2 separate regions of the Homo sapiens genome follow, and region 2 is linked to region 1. Evidence: read pairs that join two places in POLR2A ChIA-PET (ENCODE). Cell type or tissue: MCF 10A. All regions are shown on one strand. Each heading gives the region's core, and the rest is flanking DNA. Links, peaks and the distances in the headings are about the cores only.

Region 1 (5,384 bases), core at 145-5,144:
TGCAAAATTCAAGACAATCAGGAATCAACTAATACAACATCTATATGGCATAAGAAGTCTTCAAAACACCTCATTAATATATTAACTCACCACAAGTCAGTTTATATTCCAGAGTATAGTTTAATCAAATATTGTTTTGATGTAGCTACACACATATCAAATTTAAAAAATATACATTATGACTTGGTATTCATTTATTTGCCACCAAAACTAAGCTCTTGAAAACTCGGTATACTAAATATGTGTATTTTAAAAAGATGTTGCTTCTCCATCACATTAATAGAAATAATTACACTTGAAGAGACATAAATTATATTAGTTTTTTATATTGATGTTTCCGAATCAGAAAAAAAGAGTAATTGAATTAAATCTAATGTAAGGGAACAGCCTTAAACTCTTGGACTGGGGGGTAAAACCAGCAGGCAGATCCAGAAGGAAGGTTTGCAGAGTGTTGCTCAGGCAAACAAGATACAAAGGAAAGAAAGTCCTGGATGTTGTTAGGTAGAGCAGGATATTAATACCTAAGAACATTAGGTCTGAGGAAAGAGTCTTTTTCAAACACAACTACCTTGGAGAAAATTTGAACTGCCATCTCTCAGTGATTCCTTTTAGGATAATTTCCTGTTTGCATGTTTACCATGTGCAATAAAGAAATAGTTCTGTTAGACTTATAAGAAAAGGGGCTACACAGCTGACTACTGAGACCTACCAGCCCTTCCTAGTCTTGAAACCAAACCTGGCCTGACTCAGAAAGAACTCAGTATTAAGGCATCCCTAAAACTCATCTGGCCAAGATCTCAACTTCTTGATTTATGGGTTTCTGCCTTGTAAGACCTGGCCCCTACCCAGGGATGCCTGAGTCACTCCCAGTAACCTGCCTGTTCCCAGGATTCCTCCTGGCCACTTGGTTGTCCTCCCGGTGAGTGGAGAACCGCCTCCCTCTGTTTCTCATGCCTAGTACTTTGTGTTGGGTTGTGTGCCACTGTCTGCCTCCCTAAACCTCTACCTATCCCCTGGATGCTCTTTCTGCATCTAATAATCATAATTCCCACTTATTGAACATTCAGTGTGTATAGCAGGCACCTTGCTGGGCATTTCACGTATATTGTCTGAACTAAACCTCCAAACAAGGCCATGAGTCATATTATGATTCCCATTTTATAGAAGTGGAATCTGAGGCTTTGCAGGATTAACATGCTAGAAAATGTTGAAACTGGGACTCAAACCCAGATCTGTGTATTCCAGAGGTAGTGCTCTTGGTGGCTTTGCTATCTGCTCTGTCTTCAGTTAGGTGGAAATCTGCAGTGGGTCTCTCTCCCCTCAGCAGTGGGCAAGCTTATTCTGGGTCTTTCTCACTGCATCTGTGTTCTGATATATTACAGGCTCCTTCTGACTCGTCCATGTATTTTATAAATAAATGTGCTTTTGTTCATCACAACAGTCCCTCAAAAGACGTCATAAAAGGAAAAGAATGGAAAATTTTGGAAAGGAAGTTTTCTGAGACCATTTACGTGACAAAGAAGTCAGGAAAATGTGGCATTGTTGTGATTATCTTCATCATTTCAGGATCTGAAGTGGTTTAGAAAGAAAGACACTCTGAAAGGAAGATGGGCTTCCAAGGGATGTGACTCATGAGGAGGAATATAAAAGACAGGAGAAAAGTGACTTGTCAGATGGACAATGGGCTTTTATTTGAAGCATATGAAGCCATATGGAAGAATACACCAAGGTGGAAGTTAGGAAGGGAACAAAGAAGATATAAGAAGATGTTGCCAGCTGGGGCCGGGTGAGGGGGTGGGGAGGGGTGGGGAGACAGAGAAAAGGAAATGAGTGAGGAAAGACACAAAGACAGGAGACCTTTGTGTACAAAGTAGAGAAACAAATGCCCTACTTTTAGCATCTTGAAAAGATGAATGAAAACATGAATGAAAATAAACTTCTCTTAATGCTATTTTCCAAAAAACTCAAAGAGCTTCAGAAACTTTCTGTAATGCTGTATATTACCCAGGAGAAAATCTTAATCTTCTCTTCTTTGATAGGCAAAAGATAGCAGAAAAGAGTTTCCAGTCTCATAAAGGGATGATTTCTGGAAAAAGACATGAAAAATGGGTTTCCTAAAAGAGATACCAAAAGTTTATCTCTTTGAGCTTGTATATTACCTCAGTAAGCCTCAAGTAGGCCAAAGAAAACAAATCTAGGCAGAAGAAGGGAATTGGCTTCCTTTTCTGGTTCATTTCACCACATCTCTACAAGGACATGGTCATTTGTGTGTAGCCTTCTTTGGTGCCACTTATCAGCCCTCACATAAAAATCTGCGGGTGACTTTTCCTCTGTCTCTGAGGAAATGCCTATATCAAAAATCTCTGTTTATAATACCAAGTACCTCAGAAAATGCCATCTGGTGCTCTTGGACTTAACGTTCTTATACAAATTTATCCTGATGAAATCCTTGGCATTTTCCCGAGGCTTTTCTTGCCTTCCTGCCAAATGTTAATTGGTACCTGTTCCTGTAAGTCTTGAATTCTCCTTTTCCAGCTGCAGAGATCAGCCTTAAGGGCTTTTTTCCTTTACTTCTAAACCTTTTCCCCAAAACTGCATCCTGGTTCCCAGCCCTGACTCAAGCCTTTTCTCTAGGCTCTGCATGTTTGGGGTTCTTTCATTGAAGCCCTTACACTGTATTCTTAGTTTGGAAACTTGCTTAGTTTCCAATTTCTCTGAAGTGACTTCCAGTTAACAGAGCTGACCTGCCACGCTGGTTTTTTAAAGGTTTGCAAAATACCTTCAGTAGGTCCTGCTGTCAGTCACCATATGTGCCTGAACCTCCTACAGTATTGCCATCCAGCTCCTCCTAGATTAAAAACCCACACATATTCTTCCTTTAACATCATTCATTTTCATTTCTATTGCTTTTTATGTAACAACTTAGGCCTGTGAAATAGCAAAATGGAGGGGAAAAATCATTGATTTTGTTGTAGAGAGATCTAATTTAAAAAATTCAAGTCCTGGTTTCCTTCCTTATTTTTTATTTTTATTTTTGGCTCATGGAACTTTGGCAAGTGACCTAACTTCTTATTTCTTTCTCTTTAAAATGAGAGTTTTAAAGATGAAATGAGATCATATATTTAGGTGGCTAGCACACAGTCAAGTGTACCAAAAACACTTGTTGGATAAAAGAATGAATAAATTAATGACAGGAGCAGCCAAAAGAGATTTTATGGTTTTTGCGTATCCACAGTGAGCTAGCTCTATGGCAACATTCTCTCTGTTTAGTAAGGGGTAACAGATACTTACGCACAAAATGACCAAGCAATGCAGTAGATGCAAATGATGAAGGAATGTGCAGGAGCTCTGGCGTACAGAAAAAAGGCACCTAACCCAGTCTTAAGATGGAGAAGAACCAGGAAGGAATTCATGACTCACATCTCCTATTAGATCTGTGTCTTTTGGACAATAGCTTTGCCTGCCTATTGTATACTTACCAATGTATTAATATTTGCAGAACAAAATTTTATGTAAGATAGGGTACGATGATTCCATGTTGTATATCACACCACAGAAATTCAACCACCTTGGGTGGTGATGTGTGTGGTGAGGTGACAGCTGGGGAATATTAAGTGTGTCTTAGGAAAGATCGACTTTCTTTCCAGGGCCCACAAAAGGTGTATTTTGAAGACTTGATATGAAATATCAAGTGTGGGGATTTGCATACAATTATGGAACACAGGAAAACAGAACTTGCTCCTTGTTTTATTTCCTATGCTGTGTAGCATCTATTAAGGCAAAGCCCTAATTTCCACATTACTTAGTTTTGCAGGAACCAGAATTGCTAGTGTCATATGAGACAGTGTTAATGATGTGAGGTACAAATACTCTTGGAAATGTCTCCAAAGTTAGCCATTTTCTATAGATAGATAGATTCCTAATCCTGACAGTTATGTGTTACTTCAATACCGCAAAAAGCATGCTTTTCTTTTCTATGAATTTTTAAATGATACATTTTTATATTAAAATAAAGACTTTTCTCCTAAATGAAAGTGCCAAAAATGCTAGAACTGACTCCACAAATATTTCACCCCCAACATAAAATATTTTGATTTAATAATATAGTATCACTTTCTACTGGTAAACATTTTCTTCCTAAAGATAGAGAAAGGCCCTGTGTTGTAGATCAGTACTGTTCCTCTATTTCACAGATGGGAACATTGAGGTATGGGTGTAGCATATCATTTGCCTCAACTTTCACAGCATCTCAGGGGAAGACAGGAAATCTGGTCCACAATGCCTGTATATTTAAGTCTGCTGCTTAGTCATGAGACATAAAGCATCTCAAAAACTACCAATATCATTAAAAATGTCAGTGGAGATCAGTGGTTCCATTCTCAGGATGTGAAATGTGATAAACTGCAGGGAGGAAGATAGATCAACTCAGAACAAAAAAACTACATTTGAAAGCAGCGGAATCTCAACCTCAACTTTGAATATTGTTATTCAAGAACTGGAAATTGATATGAGATTACTGCACTACATTTGGCCACCTTTCAGTAATGCCTATGCTATTCAAATATACTTGTGCAAACTCAGTTTCCAAAAGTTATGAGGGGACTTTTTGTTTAGCAAATTGTTCTTGTAAAACTTGTCTGCTGTTAAACTGTAGACACAGCTCCAAGGAATCTCTTACTAGAAAGCACTGCATTATTCCAACATGAATCACAGATGAAATTGACTATTTTCCCAGGATGTTATAACTGACTGTGGTTCTCAGCTGAGAACTAGGATACTTTACTATGTCTGTGATTGAAATGCCCATTGAATAACAGTTTAACAAAGCTGGATTTAGTATGAGTTTGTTGTATGTGACGGGTACTCAGTGGAATGTGGTTAGGGCAACTTCCAATTCAACAGACTATGAATTAGAATGTGCGTAGGGGACATTGAATACCACACACTTAAAATCACATTTAAAGTAAATCTATCAAACACTTCTAGGACATTCTGCCTTTTGCCATCTGGATGGCACGTGCAATTAAAATTCCAACGTGGAAACAGGAAGTCCCTCTAGGATAAAGACTTATGAGAATGAATTTTTTGTGTGTAGGAAAGTGGATTATGAGCATCATATAAGACTCATTAAGTTCCCAGGTGGCCATTGCACTATAATTGGCAGTGTGTAGATCAGGAATACACTTGAAAAATATTATTGTGTATATTTAAGATATACAACCTGTATATACATACATATATATATATATATATATATATATATATATATATATATATATATTTTTTTTTTTTTTTTTTGAGATGGAGTTTCGCTCTTTTTGCCCAGGCTGGAGTGCAATGGTGCCATCTCGGCTCACTGCAACCTCCGCCTCCCAGGTTCAAGC
Region 2 (5,384 bases), core at 157-5,156, 200 kb before region 1:
CATGTATTTTATGCTTACAACATGTAATCAATTCAGACTAGCCACATTTCAGGTCCTCAGGAGCTACAAGTGGCTAGTGGTTATTATATTGGATAACAAGATATTGACCAACTTTTCTTGTAAATATAGTTGTAAGGAACATAAAAACAGATTAAAAATGGAATTTTATCACAGGAATTCAAGGACATTTTAATATTAATATATTAGTGAAGCTATATAATTACCCTGATTGGTATTAAAAAGAAATCAAAATCCAAAACTAAAAGTAGGAATAACAATGCTTAAACAAGATGACAAATATCATTCAAAATAACAATTTAAACACTAGGCTAGAAAGTTCTTTCTCACTACTATTCTTACATGTTTTGCAGAGCTTTGACCAATTCAATAAGACCTGAACCGAAATTTGGTAGAGGAGAAAATAATAATTGATTGTAGATGATATGATTATGTATCTAGAAAACCTAAGGGAAATAGCTGAAAACTTATTCAAATCTGTGAGTTCAAAAAAATTACTAGGTACAAAATATATAAAATAACCAAAGTTTGATAGAAGAGAAAATAGAATTATCACTAAATTTGATTATATGTTATATGATTATGTATCTAAAAATCTAAGGGAAATAACTGAAAATTTGGTGAGTTCAGTAAGGGAACTAGGTACAAAATAAATATAAAATCGGTAGCAGTAGCTAGTTTAGCCAGGCATGGTGGTGTGCGCCTGTAGTCCCAGCTACTTGGGAGGCTAAGGCAGGAAGATGGCTGGAGCCCAGAAGATGGCTGTACTCCAGCCTGGGCAACAGCAAGACCCTGTCTCTAACAAAAGAGTCAGTAACACTTGTATATGCCATCAATAATGAAAAAGGAACCCATTTGATAGCAACGACAAAAAGCAAATACCTGAGAATGGAGAAGAGATTTCAAGGCTACTGCAACAAGTAATCATGTCATTGTCAGAAATGTGGAGATCTAGAAAAGTGCTTGTTTGGGACATTTGGGACATTATTTGTAATAGTGAAAAGTTGAAAACAATCATTTCCAACAGAAGTCATTAGGCATAATATAGTGCATCTGCCTGATGAAATAGTATCACTATTAAAATTCTGGGCTGCAAAGATTGCTTTCTAACATGAAAAATTGCCATGGTAGAATATGAAGTCAGAGAAGGATGTAAGATCACAGTACTCTGAATTATTACAATTTAAAAAATATATATATTTTAAAAAAGAACAGGTCAGCATGGGAGTGGGGGCTGGCCCAGGGTTCACACCTGAGGGCCTACAAAGGCACATGGCAAGCACAGACATGAATACATTCCTTTAGCTCGCATCTGCAAAGTATTACACCCAGTCTTTTTACTTTTACTTATTTTTTAATGTGTAATTGATAACCACCTCGTCTACCTGGGTTACCCTTGACTACACACTTACTAGCTGAGTAGCCATGGACAACATATTTAATCACTCAGCACCTCAATTTCTTCATCTGTAAAATGGGGGAAATAAAAAGATATATTTCAGAATTTGAGAATTAAATGAAACAGGGAATGCAGAACTCCCGGTAAAGTGCCTGGCACATGGTAACCATCCAAGAAATGTATACCACAAAAATAGTGTATACTCCAATGTCTTAGTTTCTATCAAGTGCTGACTATAAGATCATTAATTAGCAGTTTCATCCACTAATTGGAAGCCTGATATCCACTAATAAGTGGCTTGTCATCCACGAACCTGTCATTATCAACTAAGGAACAGCAAAGTATACATTCACTAACAGATAAAACCTGGGTCATTTTGACAGTGCTAAATCACTCAATCACCATCAAAGGCTGTAGAAATCCAGGTTATAGCCGATACTTCAGGTGAAGAAATCATCAGGTCCTTAGAGACAGTTTTCCAAGAGATGCACAGGAACTTCATCCTTTCCCTGGTGCTTTCTAGCCAGTACAGGTTATGCAGGTGCATGTGACTCTCCACTCCCAGACCCAATCCCTCTGTCTCAGTCAGCCCAGTGTTGAACAATCAAGGTAATCTATGGCAGGGATGAAGTGGGGAGGTAACCCCACACCTGTTCTCTGTCCCCTCAGACTTACCTGCAGAGCTACAGCCTTCACCATTCCTAAAGATACTCAGGTGTTTCTCACTTTGGAATTTCTGCCCATCCACTACTATAACCCAGTGCTTCTGGAAAGAAAAATTAAACCCCAAATATCAACCATTCTCATCCATGAGATCTTTGTCTTTCTTGAAGGGAGTTAGAGAAAGAATGTAGGATTGCAGATAAAAGTAAAAACCATTAGGAAATCTCAAAATAGCAGTGTGCTTACTTTAGGGACAAAGGATAAAAAGAAGTTGTAAGAGCTTTGCAGTGGGCAAAGGAGAGACACTACTCACAAAGAACAGGTGAGGATAGCAGAAAGCAGGTGAGCCAGTGCTTGAGACTAAAGGAAGAAGAAAGAGATGATCATGTGGTTTACTCCCCTGCCTCTACTTTCTCTCTTTTCTCCATATACCATCATGCTCTGGCTAAGCTCTTCACTCCATCCCTTTCCTTGTCCCAGTGGGGAGATGGGCAATTCTACATCAGGAAGGGATGCTTTCCTGGCAAATCTGAATTCAGGTCTCCAGAGAACACTGGTATATACGGTGGAAAGGGACTGCAAGAAACAGGCGGAGTTAAGACACAGGCGTTTGAAGACTGGCCTGAAAAACTACCTAGAGTGCCATTTAACCTTTTTTTTTTTTAAATGGGAAACGTACCCTGCAACTCTAAAGAAGCTCGAATAAATTTTGGGATGCTGAACATATCAGAAACTGCAAATATGTACTAAGTATTATGTACTATGGTTATAAATAGAAGAATCCAAGAACTTAAGATGAACTTGAGAAACACTATTCCCCCAACCAAGCAAACTTAATTAACTACATAAAGTACACATAAATGGGCTGGGCGCGATGGTGCACACTTGTAATCCCAACACTTTGGGAGGCCGAGGCGGGAGGATCACTTGAGGCCAGGAGTTCGAGACCAGCCTGGCCAACATGGTGAAACCCCCGTCTCTACTAAAAATACAAAAACTAGCCGGGTGTGGTGGCACATGCCTGTAATCCCAGCTACTCGGGAGGCTGAGGTACAAGAATTGCTTGAACCCAGGAGGCGGAGGTTGCAGTGAGCCAAGATCGCACCAGTGCCCTACAGCCTGGGTGACAGAGTAAGACTCTGTCTACAAAAAAAAAAAAAAAAAGTATACATAAGTGACAAGTCCTAGGCACTCCAAAAAGGGAAAAATGTCTGTGGGACATAGGACTTAGGGCCACCTTCATTACTGAATGGACTTCAGCAGGATCCTTGAAATACTGTTTCTCCAAAAGAATATGAAAGCTTTATGTTTTTAGGGCAGAAAATGCTCCCCCCTGCCCCTTCACTACTTAGCTTTTGTTTCACTGTTGTTGTGTTGACATCAATAAGCAATTTAAGGACAGTGTTCAGTTTTCATGACCTAATATTCATTTCATATACAAGATTTCCTTTTCTTTGGAAAAAAATATTTAGGCAATTTTTTCCTTTAACATCATTTCTATCTAGGTTTTCATTTTTTCTTTTGGCAAAAATCAGTTTTCTTTCTGATATTTTCATTTAAAATAGCTCATCAGTGTCACTATGAACCATAAACATTATCTGAAACACTTAGGTGATCTTCTCTGGGACTAAGCCATGCTTTTGTCTTTTTCCCATAAATTATTTGACAAAAAGTAGTGGTAACAACAGGTATACTCACCATCCCATGGCAGAAAACACAGGAGAACACCAGAAAGGAAAAGCTATAGTTACTGACATTTAGAGTTTGGTGCTAGCTACTAAGGCTGCCTTATCTTTAATTAGAAACCAAATTACCTTAGTCTGTTCACTGTCGGGGTCTTCAAGCCAGGCGTAAGGGTCACAAATTTTATGACCATGATAATCCTGTACCTGTAAAAAACAAAATGAGGTATTAGATAATTACTCTCTAACCCCAATTAAAACTGGTATTTTTTTAATGTAATGGAGAAATAGGAAAGGGATGGACAAAAATGCTAATTGGCTCACTGGCAACGTGTCTGCCCAAATTACCACATGAACCAAAGTTGGCAGGTTCTCAAAGGTGTCAAGCCACCCTTCATGAAAAGAATGTTTCAGCTAGAGAGGAAAGAAAGATGAAAGGTCAGAACAGGAAACCGCTCTGTCCCTACAACACAAAACAAAGACCTGCCACTGTGCTAAAGAAACTTGAAAACGTGCTGTCAGCAGCCAAGCACAGAATGACACAATACAGTGGACAATACAGTGGGCACACAAGAAGGGCACGTCAGGGAGGGGGCTAACACACACGTGCTCATTCTCCTGTTCCGCTGAGCTTCCCAATGATTAGAAAATCTCCCTGCAATATAGCCCAGGTTTGCTTTTATGTCTAAACTGCCAAAAAGCAAGTTACTAATATGTAGTATAATGATTCTAATTGACATAAGTTCAAAAAGCTGACTTAAATGCAATGGCAAAACATTTTAAAACTAATGCCTTTCTTCCTTTTTATTTACTGTTATGAAATGCTTTTTTCCACTGTTTACAAAAAGAAGGTGCAAAAGCATCACCCATTCAGGTTACCATGATATTGGAAGAAATAAAACTGCTTAGTGTAAGTAGAACCTGGCTGAAGGAAGCTTTCTGGAGCTTCTAAGGCCTGGCCTTAGAAGCCACTTGAAGGCGTTTGAAGGAGCAAGTAGAAACAGTTTTCACCACTCCTCAAGTGATTATGCCAAAAGAAATTATCCAGCAGTAAAAATCATTACAAAATCTCTCCACCTGATACCATCAAGATTAACCCCATTAGGACAGAGTGCAGTGGCTCACAGCCATAATCCCAGCACTTTGGGAGACTGAGGCAGGCGGATCACTTGAGGTCAGGAGTTCAAGACCAGCCTGGCCAACATGCTGAAATCCTGTCTCTACTCAAAATTTAAAAATTAGCCGGGCATGGTGGCAGGTGCTGTAATCCCAGCTACTCGGGAGGCTAAGGCAGGGGAGTCTCCTGAACCCAGGAGGCAGAGGTTGCAGTGAGCTGAGACAACGCCTATTGCACTCCAGCCCGGGCAACAGAGCAAGACTTCATCTCAGAAAAAAAAAAAGATTAACCCCATTAATGAAACCACACTGACAATGTCTTGCCAATCAAGTCTCTGAACCACTCCAACATTCTAGTTAAGGCTTCTTGTATAAAGCTGTTGGGAAGACTACCTCTATCTCAGATGAATTTTTTAATCTGTCTCCTTGCTTTGTTCTACAATGCCAGAAGGTAAGGGCTATTTCCTAAAGAAAACCTAGTGCTGCTCTAGTTCCAGTGTGGCTCT

The links. Peaks named below come from ENCODE experiments on the same cell type or tissue, not always from the same donor. Only the 100,000 strongest peaks of a DNase experiment are listed, where the experiment ranks them.
Region 2: POLR2A ChIA-PET joins it to region 1 with 5 read pairs; 2 of 35 experiments call an interaction of 5 or more read pairs at or near these places.

Annotation. Positions count from the first base shown.
Region 1 is chr6:105,591,689-105,597,072 of GRCh38, forward strand. No RefSeq gene overlaps it. Among named protein-coding and RNA genes, the nearest start is that of LINC02836, 38 kb to the right of the region's middle. In MCF 10A, for the core only: no CTCF peak of the experiment used is centred there; DNase peaks (open chromatin) are centred at 853, 2,493 and 4,763.
Region 2 is chr6:105,393,959-105,399,342 of GRCh38, forward strand. It overlaps PREP (prolyl endopeptidase), which reads right to left. Exons shown (of 15, transcript NM_002726.5): 2 at 3,895-3,969. Among named protein-coding and RNA genes, the nearest start is that of PREP, 6.4 kb to the right of the region's middle. RefSeq lists an enhancer at 3,942-4,704. In MCF 10A, for the core only: no CTCF peak of the experiment used is centred there; no DNase peak of the experiment used is centred there.